Regions from separate parts of the Homo sapiens genome. Here region 2 is linked to region 1. A link is an interaction called in ENCODE POLR2A ChIA-PET data of the cell type or tissue named here. Cell type or tissue: Panc1. All regions are shown on one strand. Region 1 overlaps GOPC (golgi associated PDZ and coiled-coil motif containing). Region 2 has its middle 75 kb from the start of SLC35F1.

Region 1 (5,000 bases):
TTTCATAGTGGTTGGTGGTTTACATTCCCACCAACAGTGTAAAAGTGTTCCCTTTTCACCACATCCGTGCCAACATCTATTTTTTTTTATTTTTTTGATTATAGCCATTCTTGCAGGAGTAAGGTAGTATTGCATTGTGGTTTTGATTTGCATTCCTCTGATCATTAGTGTTGTTGAGCATTTTTTCATGTTTGTTGGCCATTTGTGTATCTTCTTTAGAGAATTATCTATTCATGTCCCTAGCCCTCTTTTTGATGGGATTGTTTGTTTTTTTCTTGATTTGTTTTGAGTTCCTTGTAGAGTCTGGATATTAGTCCTTTGTCGGATGTACAGTTGTGAAGATTTTCTCCCACTCTGTGGGTTGTCTGTTTACTCTGATTATTTCTTTTGCTGTGCACAAAGTTTTTAGTTTAATTAAGTCCCATCTATTTATCTTTGTTTTTGTTGTGTTTGCTTTTGGGTTCTTAGTCATGAAGTCTTTGCCTAAGCCAATATCTAAAAGGGTTTTTCCAATGTTATCTTCTAGAATTTTTATGGTTTCAGGTCTTAGATTTAAGTCTTTGATCCATCTTGAGTTGATTTTTATATACGGTAAGAGAGGAGGATCCAGTTTCATTTTTCTACATGTGGCTTGCCAATTGTCCCAGCACCATTTGTTGAATAGGGTGTCCTTTCCTCACTTTATGTTTTTGTTTGCTTTGTCAAAGATCAGTTGACTGTAAGTATTTGGCTTTATTTCTGGGTTCTCTATTCTGTTGCATTTGTCTATATGTCTGTTTTTATACCAGTATCATGCTGTTTTGGTGACTTTGGCCTTATAGTATAAAGTCAGGTAACCTAATGCCTCCAGGTTTGTTCTTTTTGCTTAGTCTTGCTTTGGCTATGTGGGCTTTTTTTGGTTCCATATGAATTTTAGGATTGTTTTTTCTAGTTCTGTGAAGAATGATGGTGGTATTTTGATGGGAATTGCATTGCATTTGTAGATTGCTTTTGGTGGTATGGTCATTTTCACAATATTGATTCTACCCATTCATGAGCATGGGATGTGTTTCCATTTGTTTGTATCACCTATGATTTCTTTCAGCAGTGTTTTATAGTTTTCTTTGTATAGGTCTTTCATCTCCTTGGTTAAGTATATTCCAAAATATTTTAATTTTTTTGCAAGTCTTATAAAAGTGGCTGATTCTTGATTTGATTCTCAGTTTGGTCACTGTTGGTATATAGGAGGGCTACTCACTTGTGTACATTAATTTTGTATCCTGAAATTTTGCTGAATTCATTTACCAGTTCTAGGAGCTTTATGGATGAATCCTTAGGGCTTTGTAGGTATACTATCATGTCATCAGCAAACAGCAACAGTCTGACTTCCTCTTTAACCATTTGGATGTCCTTTATTTCTTTCTCTTGTCTGATTGCTCTGGCTAGGACTTCTAGTACTACATTGAATAGAAGTGGTGAAGGGGGGCACATTCTTCAGATAAAAAGTTTCTCTTTTTTCTTCCACAGTGCCACTACTATTCCAATCAATGCCTATGATTCTAGCATAGCCATGATCAAGTGGCTCATGACAGCAAAAACTCACAAGCATGTGGAAAGTGTGAGAGATGTGAGCAATTTGAAATGGCACCACCTCAAAATACACTGATATTCTCTGCTATTCCATTCTCCTCAGATATGACTCTTCCCAAATATTGCTATGGCAAAAAGCAGTCACATGGATATCATTTGTATTTAATTTTAAGATGTAATCTATGTTCTCAAAAAACTAAAAATAGAACATATACACTAGGGATATATGCCCCCTAAAAAGGAAATCAGTATCTTGAACAATATGTGCACTCCCATGTTTATTGCAACACTATTCACAATAGCCAAGATACGGAAGCAATCTATATTTCCACAACAGATGAAAAGATTAAAAAAAAAAAAGTGGTATATATACACAAAGGAATACTACTTAGCCATAAAAAAGAATGAAATCCTGCATTGAAGACCACATGGATGAGCTTGGAGGACATTAAGTAAAAATAAGCAAGGCACAGAAAGATACATAATGCATGTTCTCACTCAAATGTAGAAGCTAAAAAAATTGATTTACCAGGCATGGTGGCCCATACCTGTAATACCAGCATTTCGAGAGGTTGAGGCAGGAGGATCTCTTGAGCCCATGAGTTCAAGACCAGCCTAAGCAACATAGTAAAACCCCATCTCTACTAAAAAAAAAAAAAAATAAAATAGAAAAATTAGCTGAGTATAGTAGCTCATGCCTGTAGTCCAAGCTACTTGGGAGGCTGAAGCAGAGGGATCAACTGAGCTGGGAGTTGGAGGCCACAGTGAGCTATGATTGCACCACTGCACTCCAGCCTGGGTAACAGAGTGAGGCCCTGTCTCAAAAAAAGAAAAAAAAAAGTTGACCTCATAGAAGTAGAGAATACAACAGTGGTTACTGTTAAGTTGGGAAGGGTGAGGCGGGTAGGAAGATGTTGGTTAACACAGCGGTCACCAATGTTTTTGGCATCAGGGACTGGTTTTGTGGAAGACAATTTTTCCACAGGACAGCGTGGGGATGGTTTCAACAAAAGACATTAGACTCTCACAAGAAGCTGGCAACCCAGATACCTCGCATGTGCAGTTCACAACAGGAACAGGATTTGTGCTACTATGAGAATCTATATGAGAATCTAGTGCCACCACTGATTTGACAGGAGCCAGAGGTCAGGCTGTAATGCTCTCTTGCCCACTGCTCACCTCCTGCTGTTCAGCCAGTTCCTAAGAAGCCACGGACCAGTACTGGTCCACAGCCCGGGGTAACAAAATTATGGCTAAATAAGAGGAAAAAGTTCTAGTATTCTATAGCACCATAAGATGATTACAGTTAATAGTAGCTTAATGTATATTTTCAAACAGCTAGAAGAGCAGGTTTTGAATTGTTTCTAACATGAATAATGTTTGAGGTGACAGATATGCTAATTACCCTAATTTCATCATTATTATGTGTATCCAAATACCACACTGTGCCCCCTAAAAAGATGCGACTATTATGTCAATTAAAAATAAAAAAGAATAGCCCTAATAGCCTATTCAAGTAAAAAAGTAACCTATGATTTTTTTGCAGCAAAATTTAATATTTTAATAATAAATATAGTGTTTAATGTTAACTACATTATAAATTACCCAAATTGGAGGTATCTGTTTCTTCATTATATAAAAATATTTTATTACAGTAATATGATTAAAGGTATTAACCTCTGAAACCACTGAATGTCACGTTTGTCATATTAAACCATAAGTGGTTTCAAATATGTCTTAATGTCCATATAATTAAAACAATAGAACAAATTCAATCCTTTTCCTAAAAAGTAAAAAAGGGCAAGAAAATATGGAAATTGTTTCAAGCTTTCAAACAATATATGGAGCAACCACTGAAATTCTGTAGATGGAACAGCAGCAAGTCTACTTTGAAAGGCACTGCTGACAATGAACTTCTTTCCACAGCAATACACAATTGATTCCATAAAAACGGCAGAAGCTGCTAAACGTGTACAGATTAACATCAAAGACAAACAAGTTGACTGTAACTGAAAAAACACAAACAAATGAACAAACAAACCAAAATCATTAGGATTTTTCCCCTCCCCATTTTCCTATGATCTTTAAATCAACAGTTTCAAGCATAAAAAATATGCTCACATTGTGATATGCTAGCATTTCCTATTTTGAGAAACAATGCAACCTCCTAAACCAGGACATAAAGTCAGAATGTGTGATTTTAATTTCTGAAAAAAGAACATGCATAATTTATTACAATTCTGAATACTCATCTAAAATATTTAAAGACAAAAAAAATGGAGCACAGCCTCCTACTGAGAAAATTATCCTTCCTCCCAATTTCAATTTTTATATCTGACATCAAATCCCTGTTTAAAGTTTCCTTAGGTCATTTTAAAAATAAATAAAATATTGTTTCATTTTTAAAAAGTTGTTAATGCCCAGTTGATACTGCAGTTGTAAATGATATGAAATTTCTCGTGTGATGTTTTAGTCCACTTTCTGTTTCTTATAACAGAATACCAGAAACTAGGTAATTTATAAAGAAAAGGAATGTATTTCTTACAGTTATGGAGACAGAGAAGTCCAAGGTCGAGGGGCCAGATCTCGAGAAGTCGAGAGCCTTCTTGCTGGCAGGGGATCTGTGCAGAGTATGGAGGCAGCATAGGGTGTCACATGGCAAGGAGGCTGAGCATGCTAACATGCTTACTCAGGTCTTTCTTCCTCTTCTTATAAACCACCAGTTCTACACTCCTATGATAACTCATTCATCCATTTATCCAATAACAAATCAATCTATAAGTGGATTAATCCATTCATAAGAACAGAGTACTCATGATCCAGTCTCCTCTTAAAGGCCCCACATTGGAGATTCAATACTGTCACATTGAGGATTAAGTTTCCCATACACGAAATTTGGGGGACACATTCGAATTATACCATGTGGTAAAGGCTACTCTTGATCTTTGTTGTTTAAAGCTAGAGAACTAATGGCCAGGCACAGTAGCTCATGTCTGTAATCAAAGCACTTTGGGAGGCCAAGGCAGGAGGATCACCTGAGGCCAGGAATTCAAGACCAAACTGGGCAACAAAGCACTCCATCTCTTTTTTGAAAAAAATATAATAAGATAAAATAAGATGAAATAAAGTTAAAGTACTATTTCTAGAAAACATTAAATGCAATTTCACTATCTGAGAAAAATAGCTTTCTTGTGGAAATTACTACCAATAAAGAAATCAAGAGATGTTTTCATTTACCTACAGTAAGAAGTGATTACCTTCATATTAGCACTTTCTAATCTTTTCAAAAAGGATAGAAGAAATTAACAGTTCTCGCAGTGGAGAAGAGCCACAATTCTTGGATATGTAAATCTATGTTAATCAAAGATTAATTATGCCACATATTTCATGGCTAATAGGAGAGAAAGAATGCTGACCACTAGGCAAGGAGA
Region 2 (5,000 bases), 230 kb after region 1:
CCCACACTGCCAGGATTTTTTTTTCGGCGGGTCGCGGCCAGGGGGGCGGTGGGGATCGTCTCCATCTGGGATAGGCAGTGCTGCAAAGTTTGCTACGCTGGAGCTGGGGCAAATCTGGGTGTAATGCACCATCTAGTGCTGAAACTGAGGCAGTGACCAAGCAAAAAAAAAAAAAAAAAAAAAAAAAAGAAAAAAATGTATTCAACAGGTATATTACACAGAAATCTCTAGGCAAACATACCCAATACAAATCAAAACAAACAAGACAGAGAAGACTGGAATAAATAATCCTTTCATGCAAAGACATAGACATACATACATGAGAAAAATAGCAGGTGGAAAACCATCATCTCCCCAAATGGACAAAGTAAAGAGCCAGTAACTAAACCTAACTAGATGGTGATGGGTGGGCTCTCTGGTCACAATTCAAAATGGCAGTTTAAAAAAAACTCACTTATCTCCAATACCATCCAGAAAATCATCTCAGAAATTTTTCAAATAAATTTAACAAAGAGATTGTAATAAAAAATCAAACAGAAATCCTGGAACTGAGAAATATAATTGCTTAAATGCAAAATTCATTAGAGGCTCTAAACAGCAGAATGGATCAAGCAGAGAAAACTGGTGAGCTCAAAGACAGGTTATTAGAAAATACAGAGTCAGAGAAGAAAAAAGAAAAAATAATGCAAACAAATTAAGAACACCTACAAGATATAGACAATTACCTAAAAAGAGGAAATCTAAGAATTATTGGTGTTCAAGAGAGAGCTGAGCAGAAGCATGGGGTAGAAAGCTAATTCAAGGAAATAATAACAGAAAAATTTCCAAAACTCGAGAAAGATAGAAATATCCAGGTACAGGAAGGTCAGAGATCACCAAACAGATTAAGTGCCAAATAAAACTACCCCATGGCATATAATAATCAAACTCTCAGGGGTTAAGGACAAAGAAAAGTTTCTAAAGCAGCAAGAGAAAAGAAGCAAATAACATATAAACGAGTTTCAATTCATCTGGCAACAGATTTTTCAGCGAAAATCATAGACCAGGAAAAAGTGGGATGACATATTCACAGTACCGAAAGAAAAAAACTGCCAATCAAGAATTCTGTATCCAGCAAAGCTTTTTTTTTAAACATGAAGGAAACAGAAAGTCTCCCAGAGAAACAAAAGCTGAGGGAATTCATCACCACCAGACCCATTTTCTAAGAAATGCTGAAGGGAATTCAATCTGAAAGAAAAAAAAAAACAAAAAAACTAATGCACAAAAGGAAAACATTTAAAGATATAAAACTCATTGGTAAAGGTAAGTGCACAGACAAACTCAGAATACTCTAATGGTAATTGTGGTGTGCAATCTACTTGTGACTGAGGTATGAAGAATAAAAGACAAATATATCCAAAAAATAGCTACAGAAACTTGCTAAGAATTACACAACATAAAAATACATGAATTGAGACAACAAAAAGTCAAAATATGGGGGTTGGAGTATGGAGTTAAAGTGAAGAGTCTTAAAAGTTTTTTCCATATTCATTTGCTTAATTATTTTCTTTGTGATGAAAGATAAGTTGTCATCTGTTTAAAATAATTAGTGATATGTAGAAGATTTTTTGTAAGGCTCACAGTAACACAGAGCAAAAACCTATAATAAATACACTAAAAATAAAAAAAATGAATTGAAACATGCTACCAGAAAATCACTTAAGCACAAAGGAAGACAGTAAAAAAGGAAGAAGAGAGAAGATACAAAACAACCACAAAACAGGTAACAAAATATCAGTAGTAAGTCTTACCTATTAATAACAACGTTAAATATAAATGGACTAAATTATTCAATGAAAAGACATAGATTGGCTAAATGGATAAATAATCAAGACCTAACCATATGCTGCCCACAAGAAACTCACTTCACTCATAAAGACAGGTACACTAAGAGTGAAGAGATGGAAAAAGATATTCCATGTAAATGGAAACTGAAAAGATTAGGAGTAGCTATACTTAGATAAAATAGAGTACAAGTCAAAGACTGTAAAAAGAGACAAAGAAGGTCACTGTACAATGATAAAGGGGTCAGCAAGAGAACATAACAACAGGATCTATATTGTTTAAAATTTAAAATTTAAACTATTTATATTATATTTATAATATTTTATATTTATTAAATATTAAATATTTATATTTATATTAAATAAATTTTATATTTATAATATAAAATTTAAAATTTAAACAATATAATATAAATATACCCATGTATATAAAGCAAACATTAGTAGATCTAAAGGGAGAGGTAAATTGTGGTTCAATATTAGTAAAAGACTTCAATGCTCCATCTCAGTAACAGATCATCCAGAGAGAAAAATCAAGAAACATTGAAGTTAAACTACACACTAAACCAAATGGGCCCAACTGACACTTACAGAACATTCAACCCCACTACTGAAGAATACACATTTTTCTCATCAGCACATGGAACATTCTCCAGAATAGACCCTAGGTTAGAAAACAAGTCTCAAAAAATTCAAAAAAGTTGAAATCATATCAAGTATTATTTCTGGCCACAATGGAATAAAACTGAAAATCAATAACAATAAGAACCTTGGAAACTAGGCAAATGTATGGAAATTAAACAACATGCTCCTGAACAATCAATTGGTCAATGAAGAAAGTAAGAACACGATTTAAAAATGTCTTGAAACAAATAAAAATAGAAATACAACATATCAAAATCTATGGTATACATCAAAAACAATGCTGAAATGGGAGTTTATAGCAATACATCCTTATCGAAAAAGTAGGCTGGGTGCAGTGGCTTGCACCTGTAATCTCAGCACTTTGGCAGGCTGAAGTGGGAGCATCACTTGAGTCCAGGAATTTGAGACCAGCCTGGACAACATAGGGAGAACCCTGTCTCTACCAAAAATAAAAAAAATAGCTGGGCATGGTGGCACCAACTACTTGGTAGGCTAAGGTTGGAGGATCACTTGAGCTTGGGAGATCAAGGCTGCAGTGAGCTGTGATCATGCCACTTGAACTCCAGCCTGGGTGACAAAGTAAGGCAGTGTCTAAAAAAAAAAAAAAACAACAACAACTAAAAAGTAAAAAGATTTCAAATTAACAAGCTAATGATGCACCTCAAAAAACTAGAAAAACAAAAACAAACCAAAGCTACAAAAGCTACATTTAGTAGAAGGAAAGAAAGAATAAAGGTCAGAACAGAAATAAATGTAGTTGAGACTAAAAAAAATCTGCAAGATTAACAAAACAAAAATTTGGTTTTTTGAAAAGATAAACAACATTGACAAACCTTTATCTAGACTAAGAAAAAACCCAAATAAATAAAATCAGAAACATAAAATGAGACATAACAGCTGATACCACAGAAATACAATGAATTATTAGAGACTACTATGGAAGACTATACACCAACAAATTGGGAATCCTAGAAGAAATGGATAAATTTCTGGACACATACAACTTACCAAGATTGAATCTTGAAGAAATAGAAAGCCTGAGCCTATCAATAACTAGTAATGAGATCAAAGCCATATAAGTTCCCCATTGAAGAAAGAAAGCTCAAGATCTGATGGCTTCACTCCTGAATTCTACCAAACATTTAAAGAAGAAGCTGTCTCAATTCTACTCAAATTAAAAAAAATTAAAATATTGAAGAGGAAGGAATTATACCTAACTCATCCCTGACTCATTCTATGATGCCACTGTTCACCTGTAAGGACACAAGAACAAAAGAAGACTAGAGGCCAATATTCCTAATGAACATAGACATAGACATCCTCAACAAAATATTAATACTAGCAAACAGAATTCAACAACACATTAAAAAATTATTCACCATAATCAAGTCAAATCATTTCAGGAGTGCAAGGATGGTTGTACATAGGCAAATCAATGTATATAATACACCACATTAACAGAACCAAGAACAAAAACCATATGATCATTTCAATAGATGCTGAAAGAACATTGGATAAATGCTTCCTTCTTTACTCATTTTGCTGAGCATTATCATAAAGGGATGCTGAAAAAAACATTTTTTTCAGAAAAGAAGAAACATACCTCAAAACAAGAAAGGCCACATATGACAAAACTATAAGTAACATTATAGTGAATGAAGAAAAATTAAAAACCTTTTCTCTAATACCTGAAACAAAACAAGAATGTGTACTTTTACCACTTTCACTCTACATAATACTAGTTGTCCTAGCCAGAGCAATCAGATAATATAAAGAAATAAAGGACATCCATGTTGGAAAGGAAAAAGTCAAATTATCCCTGTTCCCAGATGACATGATCTTATATTTAGACCTAAAGATTCTGCTAGAAAAGTATAAAAACTGATTCATGATGTTAGTGAAATCACAAGGTAGAAAAATCAACATACAAAAATTAGTATCATTTATATATGCCAAGAGTAAACAATCAAGTAAGCAATCCCTTTCATAAAGCTAAAAAATATAAGATACTTAGAAATAAATTTAAACAAAGAAGTGAAAGATCGCTACAAGAAAAACTATAAAACTCTCGTGAAAAAAACTGAAGAAGACACAAAATTGGAAAGATATTTTATGCTCATGGATTCCAAGAATTAATATTGTTAAAATGTCAATACCACCCAAAGTAATGTACAGATTCAATGCAATCCTTATCAAAATACCTATAACATTCTTCACAGAAATAGAAAAAACAATCCTAAAATTTATTTGGAATCACAAAAGACCCCCTAATAACCAAAGCAATACTGAGCAAAAAGAACAAAGCTAGGGGCATCACACTACCTGATTTAAAAATATAAAATAAAACTATAGTAACCGAAACAGCATGGTACTGGCATAAAAACAGACACATAGATTCATGGGACAAAAATAGAGAACCCAGAAATATATCCACAAGTGTACAGTCAACTCATTTTTGACAAAGGTCCAAGAACATCCATTGGGAAAAGTGGTGCTGGGAAAGCCGTAACAGAAGAATGAAACTATACTCCT

What was found. Peaks named below come from ENCODE experiments on the same cell type or tissue, not always from the same donor. Only the 100,000 strongest peaks of a DNase experiment are listed, where the experiment ranks them.
Region 2: POLR2A ChIA-PET joins it to region 1 with 7 read pairs; 2 of 35 experiments call an interaction of 5 or more read pairs at or near these places.

The regions. Positions count from the first base shown.
Region 1 is chr6:117,595,982-117,600,981 of GRCh38, forward strand. All of the region lies in intron 1 of GOPC (golgi associated PDZ and coiled-coil motif containing), which reads right to left. Among named protein-coding and RNA genes, the nearest start is that of GOPC, 4.0 kb to the right of the region's middle. In Panc1, no CTCF peak of the experiment used is centred here; no DNase peak of the experiment used is centred here; H3K4me3 peaks cover 1,039 bases; H3K27ac peaks cover 1,570 bases.
Region 2 is chr6:117,829,931-117,834,930 of GRCh38, forward strand. No RefSeq gene overlaps it. Among named protein-coding and RNA genes, the nearest start is that of SLC35F1, 75 kb to the right of the region's middle. In Panc1, a CTCF peak has its summit at 100; no DNase peak of the experiment used is centred here; H3K4me3 peaks cover 121 bases.